Regions from separate parts of the Mus musculus genome. Here all the other regions are linked to region 1. Evidence: chromatin loops called from intact Hi-C (ENCODE). Cell type or tissue: heart. All regions are shown on one strand. Region 1 holds the start of Stau2 (staufen double-stranded RNA binding protein 2). Region 2 holds the start of Eloc (elongin C). Region 3 holds the start of Rpl7 (ribosomal protein L7). Region 4 overlaps Stau2 (staufen double-stranded RNA binding protein 2). Region 5 holds the start of Ube2w (ubiquitin-conjugating enzyme E2W (putative)). Region 6 holds the start of Tmem70 (transmembrane protein 70).

What was found. Peaks named below come from ENCODE experiments on the same cell type or tissue, not always from the same donor. Only the 100,000 strongest peaks of a DNase experiment are listed, where the experiment ranks them.
Region 2: a loop joins it to region 1, with 2.3 times the contacts of the local background. A loop is called at or near these places in 5 of 42 quality-filtered maps.
Region 3: a loop joins it to region 1, with 4 times the contacts of the local background. A loop is called at or near these places in 7 of 42 quality-filtered maps.
Region 4: it touches region 1 in a loop (5-fold over the local background); 12 of 42 quality-filtered maps call a loop at or near these places.
Region 5: a loop joins it to region 1, with 2.2 times the contacts of the local background. A loop is called at or near these places in 4 of 42 quality-filtered maps.
Region 6: a loop joins it to region 1, with 2.6 times the contacts of the local background. A loop is called at or near these places in 5 of 42 quality-filtered maps.

Annotation. Positions count from the first base shown.
Region 1 is chr1:16,517,372-16,521,371 of GRCm38, reverse strand. Stau2 (staufen double-stranded RNA binding protein 2) reads left to right here and starts at 2,070. Exons shown (of 14, transcript NM_025303.3): 1 at 2,070-2,199. In heart, CTCF peaks have their summits at 1,545 (motif pointing right) and 2,223; DNase peaks (open chromatin) are centred at 1,481, 2,161 and 2,571; H3K4me3 peaks cover 2,165 bases; H3K27ac peaks cover 1,706 bases; H3K27me3 peaks cover 304 bases.
Region 2 is chr1:16,654,856-16,658,855 of GRCm38, reverse strand. It overlaps Eloc (elongin C), which reads left to right and starts at 1,991. Exons shown (of 4, transcript NM_026456.4): 1 at 1,991-2,034. It overlaps D030040B21Rik (RIKEN cDNA D030040B21 gene), which reads right to left and starts at 1,304. Exons shown (of 4, transcript NR_037998.1): 1 at 1-1,304. In heart, a CTCF peak has its summit at 1,979; a DNase peak (open chromatin) is centred at 1,825; H3K4me3 peaks cover 2,855 bases; H3K27ac peaks cover 2,120 bases.
Region 3 is chr1:16,103,711-16,107,710 of GRCm38, reverse strand. It overlaps Rpl7 (ribosomal protein L7), which reads left to right and starts at 3,278. Exons shown (of 7, transcript NM_011291.5): 1 at 3,278-3,346. The coding sequence starts at 3,333. Rdh10 (retinol dehydrogenase 10 (all-trans)) reads right to left here and starts at 1,829. Exons shown (of 6, transcript NM_133832.3): 1 at 1,405-1,829. The coding sequence starts at 1,693. In heart, CTCF peaks have their summits at 1,925 (motif pointing left) and 3,455; DNase peaks (open chromatin) are centred at 1,900, 2,680, 2,940 and 3,290; H3K4me3 peaks cover 3,402 bases; H3K27ac peaks cover 2,835 bases.
Region 4 is chr1:16,438,713-16,442,712 of GRCm38, reverse strand. It overlaps Stau2 (staufen double-stranded RNA binding protein 2), which reads left to right. Exons shown (of 14, transcript NM_025303.3): 5 at 2,255-2,390. Among named protein-coding and RNA genes, the nearest start is that of Stau2, 79 kb to the left of the region's middle. In heart, a CTCF peak has its summit at 2,318 (motif pointing left); no DNase peak of the experiment used is centred here.
Region 5 is chr1:16,617,385-16,621,384 of GRCm38, reverse strand. It overlaps Ube2w (ubiquitin-conjugating enzyme E2W (putative)), which reads left to right and starts at 2,094. Exons shown (of 6, transcript NM_025773.4): 1 at 2,094-2,148. The coding sequence starts at 2,134. In heart, no CTCF peak of the experiment used is centred here; DNase peaks (open chromatin) are centred at 2,064 and 2,734; H3K4me3 peaks cover 2,465 bases; H3K27ac peaks cover 1,635 bases.
Region 6 is chr1:16,663,617-16,667,616 of GRCm38, reverse strand. Tmem70 (transmembrane protein 70) reads right to left here and starts at 2,426. Exons shown (of 3, transcript NM_027415.2): 1 at 2,112-2,426. The coding sequence starts at 2,309. It also overlaps the pseudogene Gm7654. In heart, a CTCF peak has its summit at 2,496; a DNase peak (open chromatin) is centred at 2,416; H3K4me3 peaks cover 1,708 bases; H3K27ac peaks cover 1,184 bases.

The DNA of each region.
Region 1 (4,000 bases):
TTGGGGTTTAAAGTATGTTAGGAGAGAAAGTTACAGCAGAGATAAAGTTTTCAGTTAACTTCAACAATCGGAATCTAAGAAAATACACTTTGTGACCACTTCAGAGTCACTTCCAAGTATATAAAGACATCAATTTATTTCAAAACCACTTAGTGTCCACCCACTTGCTGTTGAATGCGGGGACCACAGAGATGAATGAGATGGAGCCAGCCCCACAACAATGCAGTGTTTGGCAGAAGAAGACAGGCGAGAAAACAAACAATATAATAGACTTGCAATGTCACAGAAGAGGGCATCAAGAGAAGAGTGTGGTCTGCTGGAAGGAATTAGCTTCCCCAGGAGGTATTTTCTGACAGCTTTTTTTTTTACATTTTTTCATAATCTGTTCATTGAGTGAAGAGAGAATAGATTGAAGGCAGAGCGAACGAACTTGTGGAAAGAACAGCCATGGAAGGCTTGTTTCCCTGATGTGAAGGGCCTGTAGTCGTTTGTATCACTGAACACCTGAATGAGGCCCAAGTAGCTAGAAACCATTAATTAAGGGGTGGTCCCCATTTAAGAAGGAATCCACATATTTGAGAAAACTAGTGGAAGTGAAAAGTGAGAAAGGCACACGGGAAACATGAGAGACAAACGAAGTGCTTGCCTACACTGTATCACCGGAAACTACGATGTCAGGCTCTAGCTAGAGAGCTTTACAGGTATCTCGCCTATACATACAGTATCACGTTTTTGTCTCTTTAAAAATTGTAAATCAGTGTATAAGGTAATAGATCCACAAATACTGCCTCATTTGTAGAGTTGGTTTTAAAATATGACTGAAATCACAGGGCTCACAGACATATCCCAGGCAGACAAGCCATACCAAGGAAACCCCAGGAAGAATAATGCCAGTCAGAATACACTAATAGTTCTATTTCTAGACTTCTTTTTCATATGATTTTTGGTGCCACTTATTTAAAATCCATTGGTCTTAACTAGGCTGACGTTATCTGGCCATACCTAACCCATATCTAAACCAGGACAAAAGAACAAGTAATTTGAGTTTTTTAGCACTCTTCAAAAACCAAGGATCTAGGACAGTGTTTTAAGACGATCCTCATTTTTGGCTCTAAAGATTTTTTTTTTTTTGGTACGGGCACACAACTTTAATATATTTATTATTCATTTTTTCCTGATGAATGATGTGGGCCGTGGAGCAGGTGATGGGGGCTCGCTTGCGCTGCTTGCTACCCTCCTCCCCTTTCTTCCTCCTCCAGTCTAGAAAGGTGCAGGATCCGCCGAATCCTACGTCGCACCGCAGTGGAACGGACGCGGGATGGTCGCGCGTCCCCAGCTAGGCAGAGGCGGGCAGTCAGCGAGCCGGGAAAGGTAGGAGCAGAGCGTCGGGGACAGGCTGCTAGAGAGCCCAGGGGCAGCGGGTGCGGGAGAGGCTGAGCCGCCGGTGCTGGAGCACCTTCGCAGTTGCGGGCCGGGCGCCCTCAGCGTGCTCCTGCAGCAGCTCCCGGGACGGGCCCCGGCGCGGCCCGAGACCCCAGGCCTAAGCCCCGCAGCGCCCCGGGATGCGGGGGTCCCAGAAGCCGCCAGGGGGCGGGAACGGCGCGGCGAACAATGGCCGCTCGACCGCGAAGGGAGGCGGGGAGAGGTGGAGAGAGAGAGAGAGAGAGAGAGAGAGAGAGAGAGAGAGAGAGAGAGAGAGAGAGAGAGAGAGAGAGAGAGAGAGAGAGAGAGAGAGAGAGAGAGAGAGAGAGAGAGAGACAGAGAGACAGAGAGAGACACAGAGACACAGAGACACAGAGACACAGAGAGAGAGACAGAGACACAGAGAGAGAGACAGACAGACAGAGAGACACAGAGAGAGGAGAGAGAGAGACAGAGAAAGAGAGGGGGGAGAGACACAGAGAGAGAGAGACAGACAGAGAGAGGAGAGAGACAGAGAAAGAAAGGGGAGAGAGACAGAGAGACAGAGCGAGCTGGAGAGAGAGAGCGCGAGAGAGAGCTGGCGCGGGGGCGCGCGGCGTGGCGCGGGCGCGGCGGCGCAGGCGGGGGCGCGCGGCGCGGGCCCGGGAGGGCGCGGCGGGAGCGCAGGGCGGCAGGCGGAGGCGGGGGGCGGGAGCCGAGGAGGGAGCAGGCGGCGTCGGCGGAGCTCTGGAGCGCTCGCCCATGTGGAGCCGTCTGCCGGGCGTCCGTGGCCCGCAGGTAAATCCTGGTGCGAGCGGCGCCGCCAGGCCTGACTTCCGCCGGCGGGTTCCGAGGCAGAGCGCCGGGAGCCAGCAGGGCCGTCTCTCGCGGCCTCGCTCCCGCGCCGCCCTCGGCCGCCCTGGGGGAGGGGAGGGGGGGCGTGTGCCGCGGCGAGCCGTACAGGTGTCCGCAGGGGCAGGGCGGGGCGGGGGCGCCGGGCGCGACGGCGGGGGGCGCGGAGGTCACCCGGGCCTTGCAGGGGCGTGGGGGCGGCGGGGCCGGGGCGATGGCGGTGGCTATTTCTGTATAATGGGCAAGTGGCGAAGACGTAACTCGCCGAAATGGGGAAGGGAGGTGGGGCAGAGGGGACAAAATATAGCCCTATGACAGGCAAGTTCCGCCGAGCCTCCTGCGAACTAGGACCGTGACGGCTCGGCTTAAAGGAGTAGTTGGAGGTAGTGACCTTGCCCGGGCGTGGGGAGTTGGGTGAAACACAAAGCTTGGCCGCAGAATCTACCGTGAGGACCGGGTCTCTGTAGGGTGGGGGACCGGGCAGAGTGACGGGCCAGTTTCGCAGAGGCAGTCAAGGCGATTGAACTAGGAGACCTGGGTAGGGGGTGGGAATGGGAGTCTGGTTGGGCGCGTGCGCTGAGGGGTGGGGGTGGGGGCCAAGTCTGGAAGTCCTTGCAATTATTTAGGTACAACATTTTGCAGTATGAGCAGATTTCATTATTATCTCCTATTTCCCCCCCCCCCCGCCACAAAAAAGCTTAGAAGTACTTGAGTGGAGATGGACCATCCAATAGGTATGAATGCACTAAGCAATTTAAAAGGGACCAAATCTCACAGAAATCGTACAGATGATCCTTAAATGTATTACAGTAACCAAAAATCTGTTATCCAGTGTTAGGGAACTTTCTTAATACAAATAGAACTTGGATTCTGATGTATTCTTGTGTTTTCTGAGGGCTAACACTTGAAATAGAGAAGGTGTTGGGCAGGCAAAAAGATAGTAACACTGTCAAATGTTCAGTAGAATGTTTCTTCCCCATCCTTTCTAAGTCGATTCAACTTACTGTCATGAATAGAACTATAGAGGAAAGGCACAAGTCAAGAAAAAAGAAAAAACTAAGACCTGACTATTTTTTTTTAACAAAGCAGGTCTTTGTGTCTTATTTTACTGAAAAACCTAAATATCATATGATTGTGGATCTGTTGCAGGCCTGTATTAAGTGTGCATATCTGTAATGCCCAACTGCATGCATGGTTTATGTGGCCACTGTCAGTGTTGGGCACCTGTCTCAAGGTATGGCATGGCAGTAGTTTATGAAATCTACTCCAAAGTGATGTCTAGTTGTGATTTGTTGCTCATGTGTAGTATATTCACAAATTACTGTGTTTCCTTAAGAAACAGTGTTTTGTATTCAAGTAGGTAAATTTCTAGTAGCATATATTTTTTAACTTCCCGTTGGATACAATTTCAGCTTTCAGTAAAGTCAGAATAAGAACAATACAAAGAACAGTCTATTCCTCTACCCAGATTCACCTGTTATCATGATGCCCATTTATCATTTACTCAGCCACACACACAGACCCCCTGTGCTGTTTGTGGGTAAGACAGATATGTTATAGCCCTTTGCTTCTGGATACTTCAGCATGGAAAAGGTTGAAGTTTGTATTTTTACCTTACTTGACTTACCTGGAATGAAGCTCTAGGGAAGACCGACTTTCTACAAAATAACAAAAATAGGTAGGGCTGTCTTGATGGCCCATTGGGTAAAGTCATTCGTTGCCAAGCCTGTACACGACTGTGGAGGTC
Region 2 (4,000 bases), 140 kb before region 1:
ACCAGTAGCAGAGAAACAAACAAACAAAAAAGACCCAACCAAAAACCTATCGCAGTTGTCTGACCTAGTTCCCTTTTCTGTGTCCTTTTAGAAGGAATCCATGGGACTGGGGAGATGTCTCGGCAGTTAAATGCTCACTGGCTTTTCTTCCATAGGTACTGAGTTCAACTCCTAGCAACCACATGGTGGCTCACAACCATCTATAATGGGATCTGGTGCTCTCTTCTGGCATGCAGATAGAGCACTCATACATAAAAACACAAATAATAAATAAATACATAAATCTTAAAAACAAATAAAATTATGCCGGGCGTGGTGGCGCACGCCTTTAATCCCAGCACTTGGGAGGCAGAGGCAGAAGGATTTCTGAGTTCAAGGCCAGCCTGGTCTACAGAGTGAGTTCCAGGATAGCCAGGGCTATACAGAGAAACCCTGCCTCAAAAAAACAAAAACAAAAACAAAACAAAACAAAAAACAGAAACAAAAAAAAAAGAAAAGAAAAAGAAAAAAAAACAAATAAAATTTAAAAAGCAAACAAATAAATCTTAAAACAAACCAACGGAATCCTGAGCCAGCCGCATGAACCTATCCTTGGTTCTTTAGTCAAGATATACGATGGAAGTCGGGCCCACCCTTACTGCCTAAAGGGAGACTCAGGTCTCACTTAGTTTTTTCATATTTTTTTCTTTAGTTTTATCTTCTGCTACCAAATGCCTCTTTTACTATGAAACTACTTTGAATTATGGATACAACCAAAACACTTTCATTATTTCTCCAAAGCCTTTGAAAATTAATTCAAGGCCGCAGCTATATTTTTGCTTTCAATTCCATAAAAGCATACATAGCTGCCAAATCAAATAAAGCAAAAACACAAACACAAACAAACAGACAAACACTTTCAGAGCAACCCATGGTAGGCAACACCTGTCGTTTCAACACTTTGAGGCTGAAACAGAATTATAAATTGGAGTTGGAGGGCAGCCAAGGATTACATAGGGAAATTACTGTGCCTGATGGCTAAGGAAGGAGATAGAATTGTCCCCAAATACATAGCTAGTCTGGGACTCGTAGTTCCAGGGTAACACTGAAATACCCTGTCTCAAAAATTCAAAAACAAAACCCTTTGAGAAGTTTCAGAAATTCCAAATAGCACATACATACTATACTTCCTTTTGTGGGATACTATTACACAGCTGCGACTGATTAACTGAGTATCTTGAATCTAGGTTTTCAAGCCCACTCCATGAAAACAGCAGAGAGGAAACTTAACTGAGCTGCTTTTCAGCTTTCTAGGAAAGGTGCCTAGGTAACCACGGAAAAGCCAATGAAAAGGTTTGGTTGAGGGGGGCGTGGAACTGGGGAGGTGAGGAGCAGAAATAATGGGCCCTGATTTAAGTAATGGTGATAGGCAGCGAGAACTGGACGGGTGGGCGTGGCATATTTCAGTAAACACTGACCTATATCGGGAAGAGAGGAAATGAGGCAAACACATTGGGAGCTTGTTAAGATGCCCGTTGATGTGTATTACTTTAAACAAAGAGGTTGAGACAAGCTTTAAAGACATCAAAAATTTCAGCGCTACACAGAAAACCACAAGTCCCAAGATGCAGTGTCACTTCGGACCAAACACTAGCCGAAACCTTGTAAGAAACTACATATCCCAGAATGCACTGCTGCCTCGCCGGCTCAGCTTTTCTCGGCAGAAATTGGATCCGGATGGCGCTGCATTCTGGGAACCAAGAAGTCCTAGCATCTCATTGGTTGGGATTTGGTAGCGATGTCTCTTAAATGGGCCTGTTTTACTGCCCACAACGCACTTCCTCCAGACGCAAGTTACCGGCAGATCGCGTCTCGGCCTTGCCAGGTACCAGTCTCCCGCGCGTTACAGAAAGCGGCTGTGACGCGACGGAAGTAATTCCTTTCTGTGCCCCGGAACCCACAGGGGTAGGCCGCTGGGGGTGGGAGGGGGGCGGCCCTGAATAGGGGCTGTGGCGGTACGTGGGGTTACGGCTGCGGTAGCTGCGGGACTGGCTAGTGAGTGTCGGGCTATGGTGGGAATCGGGATCTGATTTCGCTAGGAGAGTTAGTGCGGCTGGGACTGGATGCTTTAGTTATCCCTCTGCTCACCCCTTCCCGTCTGGGCGGGGAAGGAACGGAAGCTCTGAGTCTCTCCGGCCTCCCCAGCTCCTGGCTTGGGGGAGGGGAGAGGAGTTTGGCGGGACCTTAACTAGCTCAGCTCGGTGGGTCTGGAAAGGGGAGAGGACAGGAGGTGCGGGCTGGCTGGGCCTCCTCCAGGCTGAGCGCGGGGAGGGTGGAGTTAAGAGCATGGCAGCCGGATCGCTTTTCCGTTTTGCCTACCTCATGTGCGCTTGTATTTGTTTTACTGTTAAAATCAGTCGCTAGACCCAGGAGAGAGCCCTCGCCGCTTTAAGCTATAGGACCCTGAAAGAAAGTTTACCTTCTGGACAACTTGGGTAATTTCTGCCTGGCTGGGTACATTGGCTCATTTGTGCATCTATCTACCTCTCATTTTTGCCTGAAAGGAGTTATCTAGTGCCAGGTACAGTGCCCATTTATTTAGTTTCCCTTAAGGAACTCTTCAGTTTTGTGAGCATGAAAGTTTTGTCATTTAGTGCAAGCATGCCTACTCTGCACTTTCTAGTGTAGAAAGCAATTGAAATAGTTTTACAACTTGGTCCATACTACCAGATCTGCTTCTTAGTCCCAAATTGAATTTTATTTTCTGTTAAGTGGTCTAAGATGGTAAATACTTGATCTCGTTTATATTATGTGTTATTAAGCCGTCGAAGTTCACAAGTGGATTTAATCTTCAGTGATGAGTAAACTGTTGTGGTTTTATATCATGGATGTTTGTTAATTTATAGTAATTTGGGGTTTCTATATTTCTATTTATCAATTTTTTGAGTACTCTTGGATGACATGGAAGTTGTACTCAGTAACTCGTCTGGTCTAAATGTGTGGCCCACCAGGCCTATCTCCCAGTTGTTAGTTTTAAAGGTGTAGCCGCCATGCTGGCTCTTATCTTTTCAACTTGCTTGGATTAACCTTGGACCTCAACTACACTGAGTCCGCACTCTTGTGTGCCACTACTCCATATCTTCATCCCCCTATTTAATTTATAAATGGCTTCTCATCCTTCATATGATATTTCTCTAATTACCAGACTGGGTCGGTAATTTGATGTAGCATGTTTGCCTAATGTCCAGAGACCCTGGGCTGGTTCTCCAGCATCACACACACACACACAAGAAATGTTGGTTTATTACCTCATAATGCTATTTTTTAAAAAAATCCATTTCTTTTTTGAGACTTGTAGCCCTTGCTAGCCTGAAACTCGACCATGTATACTTGCATGGCCCGTATGCCTCTGGCTTCCAAGCACTGGGATTGAAGGAGTAGATCACCACACCCAGATGGTATCTATTTCAAATGGAGAAAATCTGCTTCATTGCTAGATAAGATAGGAATGCTGCAGTGTACATAGGCAATGGTATAGAAGCAAGGTGATAGTTTACTTCTCTGTATACTAAGTTCTTAAGAAATTGCGCAGATCTTCGTCTTATTGCTTCAGGGAAAGATTGGGGTTTTGTGCAGGGGTGTATGTCAGATTGGAATGTAATAGGAAAGTCTTTGCATGTATGCTTTGATATGTTAATAGACTCCAAATGCTTTGATAGTTTACTAAGTACAGTAAGACAAAGACATCCAATACTTGAAAATTTACACACACAGTTTTTGGTGTAGAAATAGGCATGATGTCAGAAACCTGTAAACCTTTATTCAGAATATTCAGGAAGCTCAAACAAGCAAAGGATTGACAAGAGTTCCAGGTCAACCAAGAGGTCCAGTAAAGCCCTGTTGACTCTCCCTCAATAAAAAAGAAAGTGGGGGGAGGGGATACATCAATAAGACCTTGGACAGGGAAAGACCCTTGGGATTTGATGTTTGAGCTAGAAACATCATAGGGAGGTTTAAAGGA
Region 3 (4,000 bases), 410 kb after region 1:
ATCATACAAAGCAAAATACTACAGTGAGCTTCAAATTTCTAACACTGTAATGCCTGCCAATAATTCAGCTTACAGCTGCCTTCCTCCCCTGAAAGTCTTTGGGAATTACAGCAATTTACTGGACAACCTTGCTTAGGGGAAAGTCATGTAATTGTGGCAAGTCCAATACAAGTAGACCACATGGGATCAACTTGCTGGAGCTAGACACCTGCAAAGAACTGATCTCAGCCCAGAGAATAACACACATTGCAGATGGGGGTGGGGAGGAAGCTGGTGGCCAGAGAGAGCTCTGCTCTCAAAACAGAAATTCACTTTAAGGCTCACAAATCCAAACTGTAAGCAACAATCTAAACTCATTCAAAGCCAAGCAATGAATGAGCAGTTTCTAATGAAAGAATGCAAGTCACTGGTTTAATTTTAAACTGATTCCCCTAAGAATTAATCTCACAGATAAAGTTTAGAGGTTAATAATATGCAAGTGTACCACATTAGAGTCCAAACAGCATCGAAATCAAAATCTCTTCTCTAAAGCATTGCTTTTAAGATTGGGTAGGGAGCACAAATGCCCAAATTTGTTGCCTCTCCACACTAGCTTTGAAAATGTAACATTTTGAACCTTACATAAAACACACAGCTTCTGGTAAGTTTGGTAACAAATGACAGGTATATGGGAGAATGGAGCCCAAGTCAATTTAGCCACCAATTTTCCTAGAACAGTATCTATAGTGGGTCATGATCTCTACTTAGGCTTTAAAAAAGTTTCAGGCGCAAACTAATTGTTAAACACATAAGATGTAGATTGGGGTGCCTCCAAATCATGAGAGAAATTTTGCAAAAGGCGGGGGGGGGGCGGGGGGGGGCGAGAGAAAGCACTTTCTCAAGAGGAAGGGAAGCACTCATATTTACTCAGGGTTAGTAACTAAAGCACTTACTTAAGGCTGGGGAAACAATGTAATTATTTTCCAGGAGCTAAAGTTATAGTGAAAGGATCTATAGCGCCCAAGTCTAAGCAGCTCAGACCTCACAGAAACAGATAACTGTTTCAGTCCACTGTGGAAACAACTTCTCAAGACTCTCTATCTTCCCATCATGCCACATGCAAATCAGACTGAGAAATTACTTTTGGACCCAAACCTGCGGTAGCAAGTTCCCCCTGTCTTACACTACTCGCAGAGTTTAGGAAACCTCAGCTTGGGACCGAAGAAACAGGATCTCCTATGTTTTGCACGCTTTCAGTCTTCTAACACAGAAAACCTTGCTCTCTTATCAAGGGGCAAATTCCACTCGCCTTCCAGAAGACCAGCGGGGTGTTCCTTTCCGGGAGAGCGAGGCTGCCCATGACACTAGGCAGTGGAGACCCTCCGGGCTGGGGAGATGTTTGACTCAACAATACACAGGCATTACCTTGCAGAGCAGCAGCGTCGGCCGCCTCCAGGTCCCGGTAGATGTGGCGAACCATGCCTGCGGTCTCCTCATTGCTCTGCGTGTTGATGTCCCAGAGAACCAGCAGCGCCCGGCGCCGGGCGAACTCGAGAGCAAAGAGGCGGCCCAGGCCGCTGCCCGCGCCCGTGATGAGGCACACCTGGCCGGCCACGCTCTTCTCCTTGGGCCGCACCAGCCAGCGCGCCGCGGCCAGCACGAACGCCCACAGCACTTTGAAAGTGACCACGAAGAACTCCACTACGATGTTCATCGCGACGCCCCGGGTCCCGCAGCAGCCCAGCACCGTGTCCTCACTCTCCCTGCGCCAGACAGCCCAGCTCCTGGCCCCGGAGGCGCTTGTCACCGCGATCCGGACGCGAAGGCTGCGCCCGGAGTCCGCCCCCGAGGTGCTGCGGGGCTGAATTGCGCGGGGCCAGTTCCGCCCGGGCTCGGCGCAGTGGCCACGGGCTGTGCCTGCCGCTGCTCCCGGCTCGGCGCCTCCTGCTGGCGGCCGCCTGTTTGTCCCACAGCGTCCGTCCGTCCGTCCAGTCCCGCTGCAGCGGCGGTGACAGCCGCGAGTTAGGCGACGCGCGCTGCCCTCATGGCCAAGCCGCCGCCGCCCGAACGTCCCCGGCGCTGCTGCAGCGGCTCCCCGTCTTCCTAGGACAGGGGTGCGCCGAGCGGATGCGTCGGGACGCGGGAGTTGTCAACTTGACTCAAGTTGCGGGAGGGTGCGGGCAGCGCCGGGAAGGGCCGACTTGCGGGGCGCACGCGAGGGCTGCCAACCGCTCGAGCTGCCAGCGCGACTCGGGTCCCCTGCCCTGCACTCGCGCCGCTGTCACTCGGGCACGGGGCCCCGCAGCGTCTGAGCGTTCCCAGCCGGCTCTGAGGTAGCTCCACACTCCGCGCTATATAACCCACCGCCGGGAAGCGCCGGCCGCTGCAGTGGCATCGGCCCTCCCTCAGCTCGGCCCTCCCCGCCCCCGGTCGCACCCCGCCCCCGGCCCAGCCTCCCCTCCCCGCTCGCCCTCCCGCCGGCCGCCCCACCGCGCGGGGCAGCCCCTCTTCCACGACCGCGGCCGAAGGCTCCCGCCCTCGTCGTGCCACTCTTCGCGGCTCACGCCCCCTGCTGAGGGTCGCCGTGGCTTGCGCCTGCCGGGTCCCGCAGCAGCGAACCCCCCCATCCTCCTCGGACCTTCGGGTCATCACTCTTCCCGGTCTCGCTGCTTTCGCCAACCGAGGGACTGTGGACCTGGCGGCCGATGATCAGGCGCTGCGGAAGACAGCCCGGCAGTCGGGCGGAAAAAGGACCTCGGCAGCGCAGCCGAGGTGGGGGAGCAGGGCTGCGTGGCCACGGGCCGCAGAGAGCCGGAGGAGGTGACAGACAGTGATTTCATAGCTCAGCTAGCCGCTGAGGACGTGAAGCCTCATACTCTAGTGAGCCTAATGGGAATCACCGCCGCGAAGGCTGCCCAGAGTGTCGGTCAACGTCGCCCTCCAGCCCCGCGGGTTATGCAGCGACGCATGCTGGGACTTGTAGTTCACATCCCTGAACATGCCTTTTGGGTCCAACGAATTCCGCAGAGCCTGACCCTAGGGTTGTCAACGCAACCTGGAGAAATTAAGCCCAGAGCTGACGAGGTGTCCCCACTCTATTCATTAAAAAAAAAAAAAAAAAAAAAAAAAATGTATTCAGTGCATTTGTTTTCCGATGAGTTTTACCATAAAGTTGGCTGGCCGTGACTAAGCCAAGCTGTTCATTTTGCGCCAGCAAAGTGCAAAAATCTCAATTCTAGATTATTTTCCGGCTTATCTCAGGACAGCTATAAGGCGTGGGGCTTCGCGCCCTGAGACCTTTAAGGAGACAGTGCGCATGCGCCACCTTTCTCTCTTCTTTTCCGGCTGGAACCATGGAGGCTGTTCCGTAAGTCGATTCTTCTCTCCCCCAGAATCCTTCTCCATCCCCCAAACTAGAGGCATTTTGTCTCACTTTTCCTGTATCTGAGTGTAGCCTGGAACCACTGCCTGCCTGTCTGGGTGTTTGTGACGCCGTGTGGTACTAGGAGGGAGTGCGGGGGGCCTCCGCGCGGAGGCCTTGGCAGTACCAGGAGCAAACTGAGGGCAGACTGCGGATCCGGCTACTTGGGCGGAGGTCCGTTCTTCGGTAGAATGTATTCCGCGGAATCATGGAACGAGATCCTTTGTAGCTAAAGTTATCTTAGCCGGCTGCTTACCGGCAGCCTCCTGCATATGGAGCTTGAGACTTGATCGAGGATCAGTGAGTCCTGGAACCCAAAAAGTGTGCAGTACAGTTTTTTCAGTGTGACTTGACAACTTGTAACAATTCACAGGCCAGGACTGATGGCTGGGGTTAGGCATAAATCTCTTTAATGTCATACATGTTTACCTTTAAGTAAGGTGTGTATAACGTGAAGGTTGTGGGCATGAACGCTGCATCTCCAGTAGAGCTTTCGGGAACGACGGAGATGCTAGATGCTGCCGGTTTGAGTGGGTGACAGTTTTAACGTAGTTCTGAGCACCTAGTGTGTGTGATACATCACCAGGAAGTTTTTTGACC
Region 4 (4,000 bases), 79 kb after region 1:
TGCTTTTGCTCTACAGACGAGCTTTCCCAGCTTTGCTCTGCGTGCAGGTTGCTTGCTGGACTGGGTCGTGAGTTCTGTGTAGTTTCCTGCATGCTGTCTTCGCCAACTGCCCACCTGTGTGTCGTAGAGCCTTTTCTGGACCTAAAACTGAAAACAAGGCTGCATGGCTTCAGGCTTGATGTCCCTGGCAGTGCTCCCCAGTGGGCAATGCTCGCCTTGGTGCACTGGATCAGAAGACATTTTCTGGTGGTCTCTTGATTTTAAGATTGATCCATGGCCTCTGGTGCTATTGGTCCAGTTAATCAGTTAGCAAGTTCCAGTAACGTTAGGATAGGTGACAGTAGCAGTGTGCTGCTGTTGTCTAGAATATCTAGTATTTTATCACCAGTTAACAAACTGGTGGTTGGTTGTTTTTTGGTGGGGGGAGGGGGAGGGAGGGCGGACTTCATTCCTTTTGCTGGAATCCCAGCTAATATGATGAACGTTCCTCTTTTTTACCATCTTATTCCAAATACGGTTTATTCAGGAAAGGCAAGGTAAGGGTTTGATCCTTTCCCTTCATTAGCATCATGTGCAGACCTGGAATCCGCCATGTCTCCAAGGATGTTCCTGTGGGAGTGTGCATGCTTTAAATGGGGAGTGACACTTATAAGCTACACTCGATGTGCTGGCTGCCTTCGTTACTAACACATTGCTTGGCCTCTCTTAAGTAGATAGAGCTGGGAAATACCATATTCCTTTAAAGTTTTTTTATATTTACTTTTGTGGTAGAGCCCAGGCTGGCTTTTACGTCAGTGTGTTGCTTAGATGAGCTTGAATGTCTGCTCTTCTTGTATACTTCCAGGCACTAGGATTGCAGGCATGTACTACCATTCCTGCTTCAGATGGCGTTGGGATCAAACCCAAGGCTCTGAGCACACTACGCCAGCAGCCTGCCACAGTCTCACCACCTTTCTTCTGCTTTTTGTTTTTAGAGAGAGATACATCAGATACTTACACGTTTGATTCATATTTTAGATTAATTCATGTATTTGATTTTTACATTTCATTATCTGATTCTAACATAAACACAGTTATTTGTACTTTAATTTGTTTTGCACCTATCTTTGGATGTATAATAATGTAATAATAGTACTGACATCAGTAGCATGTTTGCTAGAAATATTTCTCAATTTCCTTTTCTTTAGGCTACAAATATTTTGCTGTCTTTAAAGTCGTTTAAAATAATTAACTTGCACAGTTAAGGCCATCAGTTTAGTTTAGTTTTAGTGCACTTGTGTTTTTTTTTTTTCTTTAAAAATATTTGTCTCTATTTTGGTTTAATTTTATTTGAATTTAAAGTATGTTACTATTAAAATTCATACTTCTGGTAATATGAATATGGAAAACAGTTTGAGATTGTTTTGTTCTGTTTTTTTTTTTTGAGTAAATCTCATTGGTATTTTTAAAAATTAGTTAAAAATTTCCTTCTCATTAAATCACAAACTCAGTTCACAATTAGATTGTGTTTCCTTTGTATTTTAGTGGTTTCTCTCCCCCCCACCCCCGGAAATTTTTGTGTAATTATGAATAAAATCTCAGTTTTGGCTTTATGCTTAAAAAAAGCAAATAAATGCTTATATCTTATTTTCTTAAATGAAAGGTAGGGCAGAATACACACCGTTTTGTTATGTTAAAAAGTAAACAAGGAAAGGAAGAGAGTGAAAGCAAGCGGGTCTGGTCTGCTTTATTGTTGAGTGGTTTATATTGTGATGCTTAGGCATCTGGTGGCACATTGGTGGGTTTTATAGGTACTGACTGTATGGGTTTTGTTTGTTTTTTTGGTATTTCCTGGGATTAGATGGCATTTTAGGTTTTGAAAGTCTCACCCACAGATTATCATCAGATAAGTCAAAGCATTACTGCTAACCCTGTATTAATTGCTAATGTTTACTTCCTTGATTAGCAATGAATAAATAAATAAAATTATTAACAGGTGATATTTTTAATGATTAAATATGCATACATTTCTGGGGTATTTATAAAATTGATATCCAAACTAGTTACTATTTGGTTTTAAATAATATGACTATACAGTTGAATTTTTTAAGTACAGAAAATGCTAAAACTTAGTTTAAACTTTGTTTATATTAATTAGAGAACTGTGTGGAGAGGCCTTCCACTCCCCCTCCTTCAGAGATTACTAATTGAAGTCTAGCTGGTGTGGTTTGTTGTGACAATGTTTCACCTGTGTATCTCTAATGTTTTTAAACAGGTAGTATAACTCCAACTGTGGAACTGAATGGGCTCGCTATGAAAAGGGGAGAGCCTGCCATCTACAGGCCACTAGATCCAAAGCCATTCCCAAATTATAGAGCTAACTACAACTTCCGGGGCATGTACAATCAGAGGTTTGTATGTCTTCTTTGGTTTTGTTCTTATTTACTATTTTATGCATATTGCAGACGTTTTTGACATTCTAAGGATATTTGCATTGTGAACACAATTGACCTTGGGCATCTTGGGAGTTTAGATAAACCAGACTCACCAAGTGTGTTGGAAGTTAAAGGCAGAACAGAAACAAAACTCTGTAGCCTCAGAAGCTTTCTTTGCTAATGTACACAAGCCTCGGGACCCGCCATGCAGCATTCTCACTCCCTCACCACAGTACACTTGGTGTCTGCCTTTCCTGACTTGATGACTGCGTTAATGGCCTTGCATTTTTGTGATTTATAGCAACTTCTTTGGAGAGGCTTTACTAAGTCTTTGTTGCATATGGCACAGTTGTGATAGTTCAAGTGCAACTTTACAAGAGTGTAGAAATTTCAAAATAAAAACAGGATCTCTTTTCTTGTGAGGGGTTCTATTGCTGTGAAGAGTCACCATGACCACAGCTACTCTTATAAAGAGAAGCATTAATTGGGGCTGGCTTACAAACATCTTGATCTACAGGCAGCAGGAAGAGTCAGTAATATGGTTCCTCCAGCAACTTACTCCAACAAGGCCACTCCTCTTAATGGTGCCTTTTCCCTATAGACCTATGGGGGTCATTTTTATTCAAACCACCACAATCCTTATTGTAAAACTTATACAAAACTAATCATAGGGAATGTAGAAAATGCTAGATGGTAAAGAAATAGAAATATCTTGCTACCCTAGAGCTCGCTACTGTAAATATTTTGATTTACTTTAAATTATTCTTTGTGTATAAACATATTTAATGGAAATTGAGTTGTTCTGTAATACATGTGTATATGTACAATAAAATGCACAGATCATCAGTGTATATCTTGATGACCTCATGTATGTATGCATCTGTTCTCTCTTCACTGACTTTTAACCTAAGTGTGTCTTGATGGATTTGCCATCATGGCAGGGTTCCCTTAGATTTCCATGCTCACAACACACCCTTTGCCAGAAGTGATCTTCAATCTCTTGCCACAGATTAGTTCTGTCATATAAATATGTGCTGCACATAATCTCTCTGGCTTCTTTTACTGTAACCGATGGTTTTCTTGCTCTGTTTTGAGATTTATTAATACTGCTTATATCTGGGTTCTCTCTTTCTTAATTGTTGAATAGTATGGCTGATTCTTAACTTGTTTAATCTGTGTGTGCGATATGGTACTTTTTTCACCCAGCGTAGAGACCATGTGACATATAATTGTTCTTTTAGAGCCTTTTAGAGCTGGCTATAGATGGCCTCATCTGGCAAGGTGTATTTTCACCTGTGTACATTGTTCTGACACCTGAGCTGGTGTCTACCTCCTTCCCTGGGATTATAGACACATACCCTACATAAATAGCATCATAGAAATAGGTTTATTATGTTTATTTACAAATATTGTTTATAGCTCTGTTATTTCCTAGATGTAGATCACTACAGGAGGAATATTACAATTAAGAATAATATATTACTCAACCATATTACAATTCTGTTCTAATTTTTCATTAAAAGAGGTTACCAAGATATTTACTAATTTTAATAATTTCCTCTGGAGGAAAAAATCTTGAGTTTTAA
Region 5 (4,000 bases), 100 kb before region 1:
GCTGAGCCTTTTTCTAACATGGTTGTGTCAATTCCTTCCCTATTGTTGGGGATTCACTTCCACTTCCCCTTTTCGTAGTATCCCACTTTAAGGGGCCATATCCACTAATAAGCCATGTTCTGGGAAAAAAATGTGAGTATCTCCATCAAATAACGGGCAGTCAAGAGCTTTAGGAACACTTATTCTCACTGAAAATAGCCTCTACATCACTCCTTGCTCCTGAGTATGTCGGCGAACAGTCTGTTATATATTTTTGCCTTTTGTTTTGCTTTCCGTACTCAGAGATCAAATCCAGGATCTCCTACATGTTAACCACAGGTTTTCCCAGTGAACTATACACCCCAGACCCTATTATGTATTAATTAAAGAATAAAGACGATAGGTAGTTATGAGCTGCTTAGAATTTCCTAGGATGTGACTTTGCCTCCCGTGAAGATCCCTTGGACACCTGTGAGGTGGAAACCTGACATTAGTTCTACTGTAAGCAACACCAAGGTGTAATTGCTTTTCTTCCTTCTGAGTACCTTGTCTAGTAGGCCATTTACTTTGATGAGGTCATAATGCCATGTTTGTAGAGTCTCCTTTGTCATTTACACCTTTGAGAAGAATCAACTTTTAAAACAACATGAACATTAGCTGGTACATTACAGCCTGAGATCACAGGGACAAAGATCTCTGGAAGGCCTGGTGGAGACTCTTTCCTGTAAGCGTACCTCATCACTGGGCTATGTGGGCACTTTGTTCCATGTTGTGATGGTAACGACATACCTGAACTGATAGCGGATATGCTTCTGGTTGAGTCCTGTACTCCAAGTCATGCAAACCCCATGGAAAAGTTCCTCCATGGTGAAGAGAAACCGTCTTGAATATTACACCACAGAAAAACTGGCAGATTTAGACATCTTTTCCTCTCTTGAACACATTTCCTTACGGATGTTCTCAGAGGAACATCGTGCTCTAGCTTAAGTGTGAGAGTGATAACCTACATCACCATTATATTTATATTTTAGAGAAATGTCTAAAAATGAAGCCAAGTCAATAAAAATAAAGATTTAAACTTTCATCCGGGTAAAGTAAAAGCCTTCTACTCAACATGCCATCCTCTCTGATTCCTTTAGAGACAGGACATGAGGTGCAAGCTTTTGGCTTCCATTTTTCGTTTGGTATTTAAGTAAACGACATCTTTGGTTCCGGAGGAGCTTTAAAAATGTGACTTCTGATAAATGCTGGCAGAACTGGTGCATTCCTAGAATAAATTCTGTATGCTCAGCGATTTCTACTCAAGCTCACTCATAGGTCGTCTGATCATGCAACTGCCCACCACAGAATAGGGTGAAGAGAAATCTAGGCATGGCAGAAGGTTTAAGTATTAAGTATTAAGTATTAAATTACGTAAACTATATTCATTATATTGAGATTTCACGGCTAGAGTCAAATTGTTAATCAAAAGTAAGACTGATGTAACAACGACTCTTATGGTATACCTGGACTTTACAATTTAGAGGGTTAGGGAACTAGAAAATTGCACACAAAAGGGAACTCCATTATTCACCCTCCTTCCCTTTCCAGCACGTTTCAAATCCAATTGTTCTTGCTTTTAAGATCACTGCTCTCAGTTTTCATTCTGTCCTATAGGGAAACCTGTGACTCTCTGCCCCTCAAAGTAGAAGCTTCCTAGGTCTGCAAATACCAGAAAGCATCTCCAGGCGAAGTTGTATCTGCCTCAGGAGCGAAAACACGGTAGGTGTAAAAAAGACATATGAAGGGGGTGGGCTGTAAATCTTACACTTGTAGCTGGAAAAACAAAATGAGATCCCCTCCCTGCCAAATGCCCGGACAGCATTGTGACCTCGGCATAACGCTTCAGTCCGACCTGGAGCAGCGCCTCCGCCAGCACTGAGGGTGGGCCCGCGTATAAATTGGCTGGGATGCAAGGTACCTAGGGAGCCCGGCCTGGCCCCGCCCCGCCCCGCCCCGGGCACCCGCGCGCTAGCCAATCGGACACGCGGGCCCCTTCCCATCGGCGACTCCACCCCCGTGCCCGGGATGTTGGGCCCCCGCGGCGTGACGCGAGCACGGCGGCTCCGCCCCCTGCGTCTCGGGCCTCGCTGGCCTTGGGGGGATGGTTTCATCATGGCGTCAATGCAGGTGAGCGGAGCTGCTGCAGCGGGGAGGGCGAGGGGGCCATCGAGACGAGGTGAGCGTCTGCGCGGGGTCGGCGTCCGAGACCTCTGGGCCTGGCTCCGGGCGACCTTCCCTGACCTCGGGGCGTCGGGGGATCGCCTGGCGGCGAGCCGAGCGGGGGTGTCGGCCGGTGGCCGCGGACAGTAGCGGCCGCGAAGTTGTGGCATAAAGGCGGCTTAGGGGGAAGAAAGGGCGAAGTTCGTCGTGCGCTTCGCGGTGGGGGCTCCGCTCCGCGCCCCTACGCGAGGATGCCTGCCGCTCGGCTCCCTGGCCACCGCCGGGATGCTTTTCCCCTCGCGCTCCCCAGCGGGGTGGAAACAGCTGTGCCCGCCGCCGTCACCCGCGGTCGGGGCGGCCGGAGACCGGCAGAGCCCCTCGCCGAGGACGGCCGCCTGCCCACGGCGCTCCGCGGCCTCTGCCCGGCCTCCCACGCGCAGCCTCGGATCGCCGGACTCATGCTCGTTCTTCTCTGATCTTCATCCGGTGCCCGGTGGGTGCCTCCTTCTATCAGCCCGCACTCTGGGCATTCCCTGGCAGCCCACGTCTCTTCTTCGAAGCCGCCCTTCGTCCCTGTCCCCAGCGTCCTGTGCTACCACAACGTGCGAGCTCGTGGGCCTGCTCCTCGGCCTCGATAGAAACTCGCCCTCTTAAATTTTTTTTTCTTGCGATGCCCCACCCTTGCGGGATTGGTAAGGCCGTGGCTCCTTTGCCTTTCTTTCCCAGACCTTTAAAACCTTAGTTTGGTAGGAGACGCCTGTTAACCTGTGCTCTGTCAGACTTGAAGGTGTTTTTTGTAGCTTCCAACTTAATGTATTCCCCCCCCCCCTTGCAAATCCAATAAAAGAAAAAATTTTCAGGCAAAGATGGCAACCACAATTGTAGTTTCTAGAGATTGCATTATCTATAGCCGGCATTTAATTTGCAGATAGGGCTAGCGGTGTTAAAGCACATAGGAAGAGAGAGTAGAACTCTTGTAGCGTGTCAGCGGAACGCTTTTTGGAGTTTTAACATCATCCTCGAGTAACATCCGCATTTTCCTTAGAATTTTTGGTTTTTGTTTCTAGAAGAATAAGCAAGATCTCGTTGTTGGCGCTTCTCTGCTAGCAATGGTTTGCATTCTTACGCATTTCCCTCCTTCCCCTGTATCTTCCTTCAATCAGCTTTCCTTATGGTATTCTTTTTGCATTTGCTTGTACTTTTGGCCTTTCCTGCAGTAGCATTCTTAGGTGAAGAGGTGTCACGAAATGGTGCAGTGAAACAAGAACAATTTCAGGAAACGTTATACTTTACTAGTCTCCCCAGAGACGTTAGAGAAGTTTCATCATTTGAGGCCAAAAAAGGAACTGTGGAACATCAGTTGACAGCAGATGGGCTATATGATTGCTTTAAGATTTTTATCTGTATTAAGACATTATTTGTTACTAACACTTGACGGTGATCTGTCTTAAGATACAGGCATTATTTAAGACTAAAAATGAAGATTAAAATCCACACTGGGATTGTATCTGGCATGAGAGCTGGTTAGCTTTTATACTTAGTTTTTGGAAAAGGCAGATTTGTTTGTAAGAGATTGCTATTTTTGGAATTTACTTTGTCTTCAGCAGTGGGGGAAAGTGCTTTTTATGCCTGTTTCTATGCCTCAGGCAGTGCTGTGGAAGAGTAGCAGCGTCTTTCTTTTGTTGGATTAGAGTGGGAACGGATCCTTTCTGTTCTAAAGTTAAATCTTGACCTTTTATATGTATCTCTTTTAAAGTATCTGATCATTTTTCCTGGAAATAGTAGCATTTTGACACAGATTTATTTCTTATTTCTTAAT
Region 6 (4,000 bases), 150 kb before region 1:
ATCAATGTTGTTTTTATTTCATTTAAATATAACAAAGAGAACTTGTTACAATGCCATGCAAAGAATTCTCTCAAATAACCTAGAGGATTCCCAGGCTTCCTGCCGGCCACTCTAGCCAACCAGAGAGCTCCAGAGTCAGAGATCTTATCTCTTAAAACCAGGCTTCAGGATGGAGAGGCTCATTGCGCTTCCAGACAACCAAGGTTCAGAGTCCCAGCACCTACGTGTCTTACAACCTTCTGCAACCCAAGCCCTTGGCATCCATGCCCTTTCTGGGCCTTCATGAGCACTGATAGGTGTGGTTCGTTCATATGTATGTATGTACGTACGTATGTATACACATACATGAAAGCAAAACACCCATACATATAAAGTAAAAGTCGTGCTACACAGTGGTGGTGCATGCCCTTTGTCTCAGCACTTGGGAGACAGTGGCAGGCTGATCTGAGTTGAGGCCAACTTGGCCTCAAAAAAATCTTAAATAAGATTGAGATAGAAGACAGTCAATGATGACCTCCACATGTATGTACACAGATACTACATAGGCAAAAACATTTGTTTAAATTTGCTTTAATGTAATAATCTAAGAAAATACAGAGGGCATGACTGTACATGTCTTTGAGCCCAACATTCAGGAGGCAGAGGCACGTAAATCTCTGAGTTCAAGTCCAGTCAAAAAACAACAAAAAACAATCTTAGCAAAATACTGTAAATTGAGGGGTTTGTTTTGCTTTGTTTTGTTTGGTGGGTTCGTATGCACAGGCATGTCCAGAGATCAAACTCCCATCCTGAAGACAAAAGCCTCCACAGACTAGGCTTCTCCTACCACCCCTGTGGTTAGTACTTAGGAACTAGTTACATGAATAACTAGCATTTTTAAGGCTGTCTCCCTGAAAGCCTTGCATATACCTTGTACCCCATTTTGTTTTGAAGATCAAGTCCAGTCATCAATGTGGTCCATGTTGGCCTCCAACTGACCATGAAGCTCATGCTGATCCTCTGTCTGAGCCTCCAGAGCTAACACTGGGACTTTAAGTCTGTGCCACTACCATACCCTGGGCCTTCTATCTCTTAGCAAGAAAGCTTGCTTGAAAAACTGCTTGAAAGCTATATGAAACAGGAGTTTCCCAAGTATGTATAAATGAGCATCTAAAAATGAATTTCACATTGCTCACATTTAAAAATGTAAAAAGTATGCCTAATTTGTGTTGAAATTCAGTTAAGAGTCCAATATCTCGAGACCCTTGGCTATAGCACACACCTTTTATCTGTGAGTTTGAAGCCAGCACCAGCCTGGTCAACAGATCAGCCAGGGCTACACAGGGAAACCCACCCACAAGCAACTAACAACAAATAATTCAATTACCACTTTCAGCATTTCTTAAAAGTTTTTAAAATTCTTATATATTACAATGTAGCTTAATATACATAAAATTCTTGCCGAGCTACACCTTTAATCCCAGCACTCTGGAGGCAGTGGCAGGGGATATCTGAGTTCAAGGCCAGCTTGGTCTACAGAGCAAGTCCCAGGTTAGCCAAGACTACACATGAGAAACCCTGTCTCGAAAACCCACAAAATTCTTACATTTTATAGTATAGTTTAACATACTACGTACTTTGTTCAATAACATCCACACCCCACCTTTCACTCCGTAATCAAAGAAATTCCTAAAAACGGACAAGTAACACAACTTAGGAGGCTAGCTCCACGTGCTGCATCAATTTCTTAGCACTTAGCGCCCTTCTGACCTTTAGCTCTAGAGTAAGAAATAAGTCCCTGCGCAGCAGAGCAAATCTTTAATCCTAGAATGGGAAGTCAATAGGTAGGCGAGTCTCTGATTTCGAGGACAACCGGGTCTATATAGCGAATTCAGGACAGGTGAGTCTACAAAACTGGGACATCCTGTCTCTGAAAAACAACAAAAAGAACCATTTGTGGTGCTTTAATAGCCTTCGAAAGGAGAATCAATCCCTGGATTGACAGCAGCTGCGGACCCCGAGGTCGAGGCCTGCTCCTCCCAGGCCCGCACCGGGAGTGTCCCCTCAGCACTGGAGTTCCCAGACCCCATGCTGCGCCCGCTCCCCACCACCACAGCCTACGAACAGCCGACCTGCGCTCGCCCGGGTGGCCCGCAAGACTCGGCTAGCGCTAGATGCCCGCCGCTCCGGAGCCGCTCTGGCTCGGCTAGCGAGGCCGCACGCCAGAAAGCGATCCCGGAACCTCGGAGCGCGGCGGCCACACACCACGTCGTCCTCGTCCGGCCCGGCCATAGGCCCGCTGCCCACCGGCCGCCCAACCCCAACAGCATGCTGCGAGTTGGAGAAGGTGGCCGTCAGTTTCCAGCTGCGGCCAAGGACACCCAAAAGCGACTCCGCTCGACAGTGGCCCCCACAAGAGCGATGAGGCTCCGCCCCTTAAACGGAACACGCGGCCGGATTGGTGCGCGCGCGTGCGCAGAAAATGCGGCCGGCCTGCAACCTTCTCCACCTGGTGGGTTCCAGGCAGCAAATGACCCAAAACCCCAACTCCCTGCTTAAGATGATGGGCTTCAACCGAATTCCTAGTATTTGGTCGGCTTTTGACCGTGTGCAAGGACAGAGTGTGTAGGCATGTGAAAAAGACAGTGACCAGAAGCCTAGTTAAATACTTCGTTCTCATGAAAGTCACTTTATAGGTCCTAAAACTGGTTTGGGAAAATGATTTAGCTTCGCAGAAGTAATTGTAGCATATCAGCCCAAAAGGAATGTAGTTTAAGGTACTTAATGTTATAATGTTTAAATACTTTGTATGCTATGATATGATATTAACAAAATGAATGAATGATTTAGTCCCAGCACTTGGGAGACAGAGACAGGCGCATTTCTGAGTTCGAGGCCAGCCTGGTCTACAGAGTGAGTTCCAGGACAGCCAGGGCTACACAGAAAAACCCTGTCTCGGGGGAAAAAAAAAAAAAAAAAGATTTAATGATTTAACTTAATTCCACCACTGAGATAGGAGAAAATGGAATTTTTTCACATAATTTTCGATTTTGTTGACAGATTTTTTTTTTTCCCCATTAAAAACGTCGTATCCGAGCTGGGTGTGGTGGCGTACGCCTTTAATCCCAGCACTCGGGAGGCAGAGGCAGGCGGATTTCTGAGTTCGAGGCCAGCCTGGTCTACAGAGTGAGTTCCAGGACAGCCAGGGCTATACAGAGAAACCCTGTCTCGAAAAAAAACAAAAAAACAAAAACAAAAACCAAAGGAACAAACAAACAAAGCCCCCATCATGTCCAAGGTGGGGAGTGTATCTTGCCTAGCACGGACTGACATAGAAGAATCTACAGTGTTGCAAATCCAGAGCCAATTTATCATGGGCCATTTGCAGATCTCTTAGTAGCCTTAATGTATTGTCCTCCTGTGTACCTAACATCTTCACGACCTTCAGCTGGAACACACCGAGTTCAAGCTTTCATTTGGAATGCACAGGGTATTAGTTTTCCGAGTACTGTCAAATAGCACCTGAAGCCTAAAACAGGTTTCCCCACTTTTAAAAAACGTACCTAACCATCCCACTAATGTAGAAACCTGTCTTGACTGATGATTTTCTTTGTTCTGTTACTATAAAAAAGCTTCATGAAACTACTTCCATGTTGAAACATGGAACATGGGGACAGGGGGTGACATAAATCTGTGTTTCCAAGCCATGATCACTCATTTGGTTCTAGAATAAGTTCTCTTTTCTCTCCATTGAGGTGAGAGTTTTTTGAATCAACACTATACCTTTCTCCCAAAGGCAGATGATACTTAGTGCCTATTGCACAGGACTTAGACAGGAGTAGAGGGAGCACTGTAACGGCATAAATTTGGGAACTCATGGTGCAAATGTGTAATAGGACATGCATCTAAAAATACACGAGACTACCTCTAACTGGAATCTCTGTGTTCTAGGTCAGGTCAGACATTCAGGTCATAATGCCTGAAATAAATACCAACCATCTTGATGAAAAATCAGTTTACT